2 separate regions of the Homo sapiens genome follow, and region 1 is linked to region 2. Evidence: chromatin loops called from intact Hi-C (ENCODE). Cell type or tissue: endothelial cell of umbilical vein. All regions are shown on one strand. Links, peaks and the distances in the headings refer to the core of each region. The heading gives the core; the rest is flanking DNA.

Evidence for each region. Peaks named below come from ENCODE experiments on the same cell type or tissue, not always from the same donor. Only the 100,000 strongest peaks of a DNase experiment are listed, where the experiment ranks them.
Region 1: it touches region 2 in a loop (8-fold over the local background); 8 of 110 quality-filtered maps call a loop at or near these places.

What each region holds. Positions count from the first base shown.
Region 1 is chr9:70,999,558-71,004,948 of GRCh38, reverse strand. All of the region lies in intron 1 of TRPM3 (transient receptor potential cation channel subfamily M member 3), which reads left to right. Among named protein-coding and RNA genes, the nearest start is that of TRPM3, 120 kb to the left of the region's middle. In endothelial cell of umbilical vein, for the core only: a CTCF peak has its summit at 2,935 (motif pointing right); no DNase peak of the experiment used is centred there.
Region 2 is chr9:71,247,587-71,252,977 of GRCh38, reverse strand. It overlaps a transcript of TRPM3 not described here. Among named protein-coding and RNA genes, the nearest start is that of TRPM3, 130 kb to the right of the region's middle. RefSeq lists a silencer at 2,931-3,225. In endothelial cell of umbilical vein, for the core only: a CTCF peak has its summit at 3,044 (motif pointing right); a DNase peak (open chromatin) is centred at 3,087; H3K27me3 peaks cover 576 bases.

The DNA.
Region 1 (5,391 bases), core at 244-5,243, 250 kb after region 2:
TTTTTATTCATTTTTATTTTTGTTCCTTTGAATAGGTAATTTCATATGTTTTATCTTCAAGATTGTTCATTCTTTCCTCTGTTTGATCAAGTCTGTTGTTAAAGCTTTCTAATGAGTTCATTTATTGTATCCTTTATTTCTAGAATTTCTTTTTATTATTATTGTTTCTATTTCTTTGTAAAATAGCTCACTAGTTTCTGGATATTTCAAAATTTCATTTAGTTATCTATCCACATTTTCTTGTGATTCCCTAAACTTCTTTAAGAGGACTATTCTGAATTTTGTCATATATTTCATAGATCTTTAAATTTTTCTAGCTCTATTACTAAAACTTTGTTTGTTTCTTTTGGTGATGTCATAGTTCTCTGGGTTTTCATAATCCTTACATCTTTACATTGATGCCTGCATATAGGAGGAGACCTCCCCCATTTGCCTGTTCCAGCTTTTGCTGGTGTTTTTGGTGGTGTTAGGCTTTTACTACTTAACACTGGAGCTTAACCGCCATTCTGCGGTTGCTTCCCGGATTGCGGAAGACTTACAGTGAGCATTGGAATGTAAACACTGCACAGGAACTGAATTGTTGTGCTGCCCTTGTTTCCCAGTCTGAGAAAGACTTAAGTTAGTGCCACTACTTAATCACCAGCCTTTGGGTTGTTTCCAGGTCAAGGGAAGGCTCCAAAGGAGCACCTGAGCTTTGTGGGAAATTCAGCCAGGGATTTGAGCCTTTCAGTGGATTGTGCCCCCTTGCAGCACTGTGGCTCTGGCCAGTCTTATCCATGTGACCTCTCCACTGATCAGAGCATAGGGCAGCTACCCTGCACATCAGTTACTGCAATCAGCACCCCTGCATTTTGTCCCCAATTCAACCCAGATGGTTCAGCCTTCCTGGTACTCCCAGTGGTTCTTGTGGGACATGACCAGAGTAGACTAGTGGAAAGATCAAATGTCAACCTCATATTTTCTCCTTCCACTTCAGAAACCATGGGTCTAAGGAAATTCTGTGTGAGTGATGTTATTCTATCTTGGAGGAGGGTGTGGCACAGTCTAAAATGACCACTCCTCTAACTGGCTTCAGCTTCTGTCAGTTTCGTGAGCCCAGGGCGTTCTCTACTTCTCCCTTGAGTTCTATTGAATTCAGTGTGGTATTCTTATTCCGGAATACTTTCTAGCTGTATTTTTACGGGGGGAGTGATTTCGGGGGGCTCTTCATTCCACCACCTTGCCGACTGCAAATGGTATTTAAAATAAAACGATACCGAACTTTATTCATAAGCATCGCATAAATCAACCTACACTGAGATACATTTCCCATGTATCAGATTGGTAAAAATTCAAAAGATCAACAACACATCCTATTAGCAAGGTTGTGGAGAAACAGCCACTCTCCTACATTGCTGATGGGAAAGCACAGTGGTTCCACCTTGTGGAGGGGGATTTACCAATATCTAATAAATATACATATTCATTTACTCTTTGTCCCAGCAGCCCCAATTTTAGTAATTTACCCCAAAAATATACCTTAACAAGTACAAAAAAAAAAAAACCATATGCACAAAATTATTTATTGCATCATTATTTGTAATAACAAAATACTGGAAACAACCCAAATGCCCATCCATAGAAGAATGACTGAATGAACTTTGCACAATAAAGTGCCATATACACAGAGGCACACAGAAAATGGGGAAAAGATCCTTGAACTGCTATGCAGTGATTTACAGGATATACTGTTAAGTGTTTTTTTTTTTTTTTTTTAAGGCAAGGGAAAAGGATTCAAAATGTTTAAACTGAATCTAGTCTTGGAGCAACAATCAGACAAGTAAGATTGTACAAAACTACCTGAAACGAAGACCCTTTTAAAATGTCAATGTAACAAATGACCAGAAAAAGAGAAATATAAAAGCCAGTAGATTAGTTTTATATTTAAAGAGCTTAAAGAGGCTTTCTAAACAAATACAGTAATTCTTGATAGAGTCCTGGACCCAACATCAATAACAATGACAATTATTACAAACCTTTTTGGAAAATATGAATATGGATTGAATATTGGATCATACTTATCAATATTATATTTCTTGGTTGCGATGTTAGCATTGTGGTTTTATGGGAGAATATTCTTATTCTTAAGAGGTACATATTTTAATATTTAGGAATGAAGTATCATCTTATCTACAACTTGCATTCAAATCATTCAGAAAAATAAAGATTATTTAAGTTAGAGCTATGCCTTTTACTTATTTATAATTCATTAGAATTTGGATTTCGATTTCAATAATGTTAAAAATAATAAATTATCCTAATCAAATGTTAATTGAATGCCTGTGATACTATAGGTATGATAGGGGAAAAGGAGTCTAGGGGTGTTACTAGAAAGTAGACGTATATAGTGGAAGGAGAAAAGAGTCAAAGGATAAAAATGATCAATATACTGGATGAAGTTTTAGGAACATCATCAATGTAAAATAATTGTGTTGTGCATATTAAACTCGGTCTTTCATTTCTTCTGAGAACTCTCAGTAAAAAGAAAGGTGGCCACTTGTATTAGACAGTTTCCTGAGACAGATACTTATTTTCAAGATTCAAAAGCTAAAACCGCTGGCTCCAATTTCGATTTAAAGAAGTGTTTCTAGCAACTGATCATTGCTTGCAGCGTAAACAACAGTGACCTAGTACATGAAGTCAGGTTATGCTTCCATGATGAAGTGATTTCAAAGGTGAACTCTGAAGGATGAGTAAGAGTTAACTAGGCGAACGGATGGATTGAGAGAGTATTCTAAGGACATAGGAGCAGAAACAAAAAGAGAATATGGCAAATTTGAGAACTAAAAGAAAACCATTATGGCTGGAGTACAGAAAGGGAAGCAATAGCAGAATAGCAAGAAACAAGGCTAGAAAGGTAGGCAGCAAATCTTTCATTTACCTGATTGCTAAGTGTAGTTCCTCTGTCTGTGTTGACATGTCAACCACAAGGGGGCACACAAGACCAAATACCTGGTCTCTGGCACACCTGCCATCCCAAATGCATTTCCTTTGTTCCTTGGGTTATATAAAACTATTTTGTGTAGCCTCTATATCTTTCACATTTGCATCTGCCAACTAAGCAACAAAGGCAAAAACAAAAGTGACAGAAGTTCCAAGTTGCTACCACCACACAATAGATGACATATGTGTCTCATGCTCCCTTTAGGTTTAGAAATTCAAACAGCTGTTTGGACACAGGTGTATCAACAGTACCATGTTTCTTCAGTTACAGTGATTTTCTCTTTGGATTCCACATCAGAAAGGCTCATTTTTCAAGGCTAGGGACTCAATGTTTTTACAGGAGGAAAACTAAGGAGTGGTTTTCTTTTTCACAATGTCTCTGTTGTTCCTGGCTTTTTTCCCTAATAGACATTGTGTGGTACCAAGGCCTGCATAGGTAATTCAGCAAGCTTGTGCAGAATGCATTTGGATCGGTAGGAAAAGTAACTTCTGGTGCTCGAACCATGAGATACCAGAACTATCAGGTTCACTGTTACATTAAGATGTTTAAAATGACCTTCATAGAAAGAACAAACATGCAAAAACCTGAGGGAAAATGGTACATGTGTATGTCTCTTTCTGTATCTTTATATTTGTTAGTTATCCCAGAGTTTATAAACTGGATCAGAAGGCATATGACTACTGAATTGGTTATAGACATGAGCCCCATGTGGGCTTACGGTTGGGCAGACCCAAGGGTTCCTGGGCCACACATCACCTGCCCCAGCCTAGACTCTGGTCCTCAGGACTGGAGCTACTTGGAACTGGCTTTGGGTTCAAAGAGCATTAAAAATCAGAATTAGCTTAATCACCCACCCATGAACTACCACTTGAACAAGTGCTACACCAATCTCTCCTGTATGAGAATGAAGACAATTCGTTAGTACTGAGGAATTTAGTAGGCCAAACTATCATTTTGTATCCTGCATGTAATCTTCTGAGACTTTTCTAATAGAAAAGGTGTTTTGGTTGTTATGTAGCTGGCATTATAATTTATGGGAACAAAACTTATCAGACTAATATCAGTTCCTTCTATGGGAATGGCAGGACTAATAGACTGGAAAATGGTGTAATTGTGATTTATCTTGATTCTGTGAAGATTTTTATTTTATGGATACTAATGAAAAAATTAGAAAATGACTCCACCTCACTTTTCAGTGTCAGCTCTATAGACTAAGTAGCATATGTACATTGTATTGCCAGCTTCTTGTTAACTATGTGAAGGGTCTTGGTTAATGAAGTAAGGGGTAAGATCCTTCTCCTTTATGTTGGCAGATGATTATGTTATTTAACCAGTGAACTGTGTTTCATTAGTTCTAAAGGTAATAAAACTAGATAAATTTAACTATTAACTTCCAGAGAAAAGTCAAATAAATTGAAAAGGGAAATCTAAATTTCTCCAGACCCCAACTTAAGAAAGATTGATTTTTGTTGTTTATATATACGTTAACACTTACTTTTCATTGAACACCATACCTTGGGGAATTATTTTTATACCACAGAGGCCTGGCCATGGATCTGAAAACCACTTTAGCACTTTATTTTATTTCCAAAACTTAGCAGTATTTTGGAAATGACTGAAGAAAAAATAATAACAAAAATGAGTTGGAATTCAACACTTCAACCTCAGTGTTCAGCCAAATAGAATCTTAAGGTTCTGAATTGTAAAGTCCTTCCATTTGACTTGATTTTAGAGTCACATTGAGCCAAAACCGATGAATGTGTCTTGAATTCACTGCTTTGAACTGAAAAGCAAACTGTTTACTTGTTCCCAATGGGATACATTATGCTGAAAGATCGCTTCCTGTTTGTCCTAGAGGGGTTTCCCTTCCCTCAGAGAAGTCACAATTTGGGTCAGCTGTCTCTGCAGGGGCCATCCCCAACAGCTTTCTTGGGATAAGTGAGGTCCCCAAAACACTAGGTTATGGCATTATATGAAAATAAAGACTTGGCACAGTTCTTCCCTTTGCAAAGCATTCTGACTTTAAAAACAGCCTGAATGCTGAAGACAGAGAAAAAGAGCACACTTTCCCCCAACTGACTTCTGCTAAACACACTGTGGATTGTTTCAGATGCTCCTGAAAGCCGTAGGAATGCTCCCTGTGTGGATATTTTAGATGGCCTGTAGGAGGACTGCCCAGAAAGAGCTGCACCTTTTTCTGGCGTGACATTGAAAGGTGCTGGAGAATAAAAATAACCTTGGATCAACATATGAGTCAAATACTGTATTTATCCATCCTGCAGTTAGGGAACAAAAACTTAAAATGCCATCTTGCCAAAAATAATGGCAATTAAAGTATGCCAGCTCCATGACACTATGCATGGTAGCCAAGTGCTCTCCGGAAGCATCGTTACAGAGAAATAATACAC
Region 2 (5,391 bases), core at 159-5,158:
TGGTGGCTCATGCCTGTAATCTCAGCACTTCAGGAGGCCAAAGCAGGCAGATTGCTTGACCTCAGGAGTTCAAGACCATCCTGGGCAACATTGAAAGACTGCACTTCTAAAAAAAAAAAAAAAAAAAAAAGAGACAAAATTAGCCAGGCGAGGTGTGCATGCCTGTGGTCCCAGCTACTTGGGAGGCTGAGGAGGGAGATTGACTTAAGCCCAAGGAGGCCGAGGCCGCAATGTGCCATGACTGCTCCACTGCACTCCAGCCTAGGTGACAGAATGAGACTCTGTCACAAAAAAGAAAGAAAAAGTCTTTCTATTATTTTTGAAAGTTCCATAGCAAATCTCCCCGTTATTTTGTGGGCTGTTTCTCCCATGGCTCCTCTTAGCTCCCTGAATGCAGGGCATTTTAGTCACTGAAACCTACTCCTAATAAAAATTGCATAATTTTATGAAGAAATAAGTTGGTCCTGGAAAGTGCCTTTCACAGCAGAATTCTGTGTTGATGGAGGAACTTGTTGGGACAGAGGCGGTTTGTATCATAAGCTGTCATTTTTAGAAAGGTGAACAAAGCAATGTCAATGTCTGATAAACGTGTCATGGCTTTAAAGGAAATGAACAGAACCCAGAATGTCCAATAACAGTCCACGAAAAACCACTGTGTTACCCTGATACGCTGTATCCACCTTGTCTGAAGGGCTGAGCAGCAGATTTTATGAGGAACCATACATGCTACCTCAATTGGCCATAATTAGAGAACCTAAAAAAAAAAAGTTAAATTGGTTTCAATCTAAATTTTCCTTTGGGGAAATTAGTATATCAGATATCTGCACTCCCATGTTTATTGCAGCACTATTCACAATAGCCAGGATTTGGATGCAATCTAAGTCTCCATCAACACATGAATGAATAAGGAAATGGAATACTATTCAGCCATAAAAAAGAATGAGATCTTATCATTGGCAACAACACGGATGGAACTGGAAGTGGTTATATTAAGTGAAATAAGCCAGGTACAGAAACACAAACATAAGTTCTTACTTATTTGTGGGAACTAAAAATCAAAACAATTAAACACACAGAGATAGAGAGTAGAAGGATGGTTACCAGAAGGTGGAGAGGATGGTGGGAGGGTGGGGGCAGGAGAAGATGGTTAATGGGTACAAAAAACAAAATAGAAATGAATAAGACCTATTATAGCACAACAGGGTGATTATAGCCAAATAATTTAATTGTATATTTTAAAATAACTAAAAGGGTATAATTGGATTGTTTGTAACAAAAAGGATAAATACTTGAGGGGATGAATAACCCATTTTCCATGTTGTGATTATTATACATTGCATGCCTGTATCAAAATATCTCATGTGCCCCATATATATACCTATGTACCCATGTTTAAAAACTAAAAATTAAAAAAATTCCTTTGGAGAAGTGAGTATTCTAATGTTAAAAGTTAAAATTCTGTGGTACAATGAATTAATATTAAACTATAATTTTTTTATTTAGTTAAATAAACATTTATGATAAAGCTCCCAAGAATGAAAGACAGCATTATGGGATTGCAAAAAAATGAGAGAAGATATAAGCATTTAGTCTTGTAGAGAAGATGAACTCAGAACAAAGTTAATTTATCAGAGGGTAAGATTAATGCTATGATAGGGGAGTTCACATGAGGAAGTGAAGAATTATAACTGGTGAATAAGGCAGTGTGAGCATTAATCTTTGTATTTTCTGATTTCCTGAGCACAAGAATGTATATCAGGAATACTTGCAGGTCAAAAAATGCCATCCACCAATATTAATGAAGCTGGTAGAAGTCTTGGGATATGGCTTCAGAAAATTGTTATCAAACTCATTTTTCTCTTAGAAAAACAATAAAAGGAAACTTTCTCTAAAAGTACAAGAATACTTATCTTCCCATCCATCCATTCATCCATCCATTTCTCTATCCATCTTCCAAAAAGCAGTTGAACTGATCTTTTTGGAACAAAGCAAATCATGTCACTCCTGTGACTATGTTTTCAGTGGCTTCCCACTGCTCTTAAACCGAAAATCAAACCCCCTCTCTTCCATTACCTACAACATTCTGCAATGACCTATCCTCTCCTACCTCTCTGGTCCCAGGTCATCTTACTCTCCCCTTTGTTCGTTGTCCTGTAGCTACTCTGCCTACCTCCCCTCCCCCAATGAATCTTAGGACCTTTGCATATGCACCTGCAATCCTGATCCCTCTGCTTCTGGCTCCTGCCCCCTGCCCTTCTTACTGCTGGCTCTTTCTCATGTTTCACATCAAAGGTTCAGTGTCATTTCCCTCGACCTTTGTTCACATCCTCCTTTATAATCCAAAGCGCTCCTTGAGACTAGGAATCCTTATCTATTTTGCTCATTAATGTCTCCCTGAACAAGGCATAAGAAATATATACTCAGTACATAGATTTCAAATGAGTAAACCAATACTTTTCTTGAGTGTGTGTCACCTACACTGGATTATAAGCTTAAGGACAGCAGTATGCCCATTTTGCTCACCATTGTATAACCAGTGCCTAAATCAGTGCCCAGTCCAACGAAGATGGTCCAAAAATAATTTTTGAAGATGTAAATAAATGAATTCATAAATAAAATGATTTATAAGATCTATTTTAGGTAAAAATAAAAAGCAAAATGAGAACAATAACAATAAAAACTTACGATCCCAACTTTAGGCTGCCAACAGATATGGGAAGGGAAGGTAAAAATTATAGCTTCAAGTTAAATACAGTTGTAAATAGCTATTCAATTTGAATTTATTATGAAAAAAAGTTCCCTAAAATTGTTTAAGCCAAATTCTAAATGTACTTCCCCTCCTATGTAGAATTGTGACTCCTATTTTATGATTCCTTATGAGTCTGTCATGTAAATGGTGTTTAAAGATTGTTAATGGAGTGTATTCTCTTAATGTCAATGAGGAGTTATCAAGCCTTAAATTAAGGACTGCATGAAAGACTAGTATTTCACATTGTACAGTTTTACCAGTCTAAAATGATTCTCACAATTGACCACCAGATGGTGATGTCTGGGAAAACCATCCCACGTGAAGAATTCTTTCTTCAGCCACTTGATGGCATCTCTCCGTTGTTTTCAAGATCTCCTGACCCATTCATCTTAATTCTTTTTGTGTTCCAGGTCTGCGTTGCTTTCTGTTCTGCAGTTCTTTCCTATCTCGTAGATTCCCACTATGATACCAGTCATGTGTAGGGTGTACTAAAGAGAAGGTCTTTGGGACATTCCTTTGAAAAATATTTGTTGTGAACATTTTTTAATTCTAATTGTTTTAGTTGTATTTTGCAGCAGAATAATTTTTTTCCCTTTTTATCTTTAAAGGAAACAGCTGTGTAGGCTTCTTTACATTTGTGAGAAAATATATATATCTCAAGGGACAAAAATACTGGTTAGCGTATTTGTGTGTGTATATGTGTGATGTTTTTAAGGCTTGATGATTAGCTTGCACAGTAGTGTTATGCTGCTGAACTATATTATGATTCCAAATAGGAACATTTAAGCTGTACTCTTTGTAGTAAAATAGACTATTTATACATCCTTTGCTTATGTAACTTCCTCTGATTTTTAAAAAATATTTATGATAAGAATATACAATCACATCAAAGCTCCAATGTAGAGTTTGGTTTTATAGTGTTTGCAGGTAAATGAACATTTTCAAATAAATATATTTTTCTTAAGGGCTAGTAATTTTTCTTCTGAATTTAGTTATATTCTCATTAACTTATTTGTTTTGGCCTTATGGAGAAGCCTTGGTTGGCATTTTATAAAACAAAGTTTTGGGTGACCATACTTTCAGGGATTACTTTCAGAGCATTTTAAAGATCCTCCAGATGAGTTTTGCTATTAACAGTCTGCAAATGAAATGAGCAAATTTTTTCAAGTGCTATTTTTAAGTCAGGAAGTATATTCCAGATGAAACACTTTTTTCATTGCCTGCTCTTTAAAAGCAAATCATAGATATCTTAAAGCTCATTAGAGATTTATCTGTTTTGAAATAAAACTGTTTTCCTCTTCTTCCTTCATGAAGATTTTTATCTGTATATCTTTAAGTGGCTTGTCGTTACGTTTTGAGCCATAAAGCTCACTTCTTTCAAAACCCCTGCTTCCACAAAACACAGAACTTTTATTTATGATCATGATGCTCAGGGAGGTTGACAATCATAAGTAGTTACGTACATGTGTAACAATAGTTGGACGTACATTATAACACACCAGGGCTCTGTTAAAAGTGTCTTGGCTGACTGGGAAGATCAAGCAGACAACAAGAGTAAGTTGTGAATAGCTGGAAAAGGGGACTTTATCTCTCCTCTGGCCACCTTAAATCAGTTAAGACAGGATTTGCAACAAATAACAAACCTCAACAAAATTAAAATATGAGGAAAAATATGTTCTCTCACCTAAAAAGAAGGACTGAGATATGATGGTTCCAAGTTGGTTAACGTAGAGTCTAAAAGATATCCTTTCTGTCTTCGCTTCCATCATCCCCAGTCTGTTAGCTTTGTCCCCTGGTGTGTTCCTTCATGGTCACCATGTGATTGTATATTTCTAGGAGTCACATTCAAATATCAGAATGTCCAGAGGAAGAAGAAACCACCTTACCATACCCAGAGGCCCTGCAGCCAACTCCCTCGGGTCTCATTGGCCAGAGTTGGTTGAACACTTCTGTCTAAACCAATCCATAGTGAAGGAATTTGATTTTTATGATTGCTTAGACTATTCAGTTTACTAAGTCACATAGTGGGAGAATTTTCCAAAGGAAAACATGTAAGAAGGGTGAATGGGTTTCAGACTGACAACCAGTAATTTCTGATGCCTTACGTTTCCAATTATTGGAGGTTTGGAAGAGCTTGAACAAGTTCAGTTATCAAAAGAGAGTGAGATGTACTTAAAATCTCAATCATTTCAATGTTCTTGGATTGAAGACCCTGAGAAGGACAGTCTATCAGCTTTTGACATTGTGCTGTCAGCCTAGCAAGGCTGGTCTTTTTTGTCTCCTCAAATATTTCACTATTACACCTATTTTAAGGCCTTCACTTTAGCTAGTAAAATAGATCATTTGTTATAAAATATAAATTTAAGTCTCTGGACCTCCTTGTTTTAAACCCTATTTCATGATTGTTGGATCTCATATTTCTGCCTGGGATGATAATTCTAGACCATCACTAATGACTAAGCAGCAGAAAGGAGTCTGATCTGGTATTCCAGTATCCCATTGCCCACGGGAGCTCTTCCCTTGCCCTGAGCTGATTACCTAGTATCACTGAGAAAATAAAAGTTCAGCTCATATGAATTTCATCAACTAATCTTCTCTTTGACATCTCTGAGTTCCTCCTCCTTCCCTTCTATTTCTGAGGA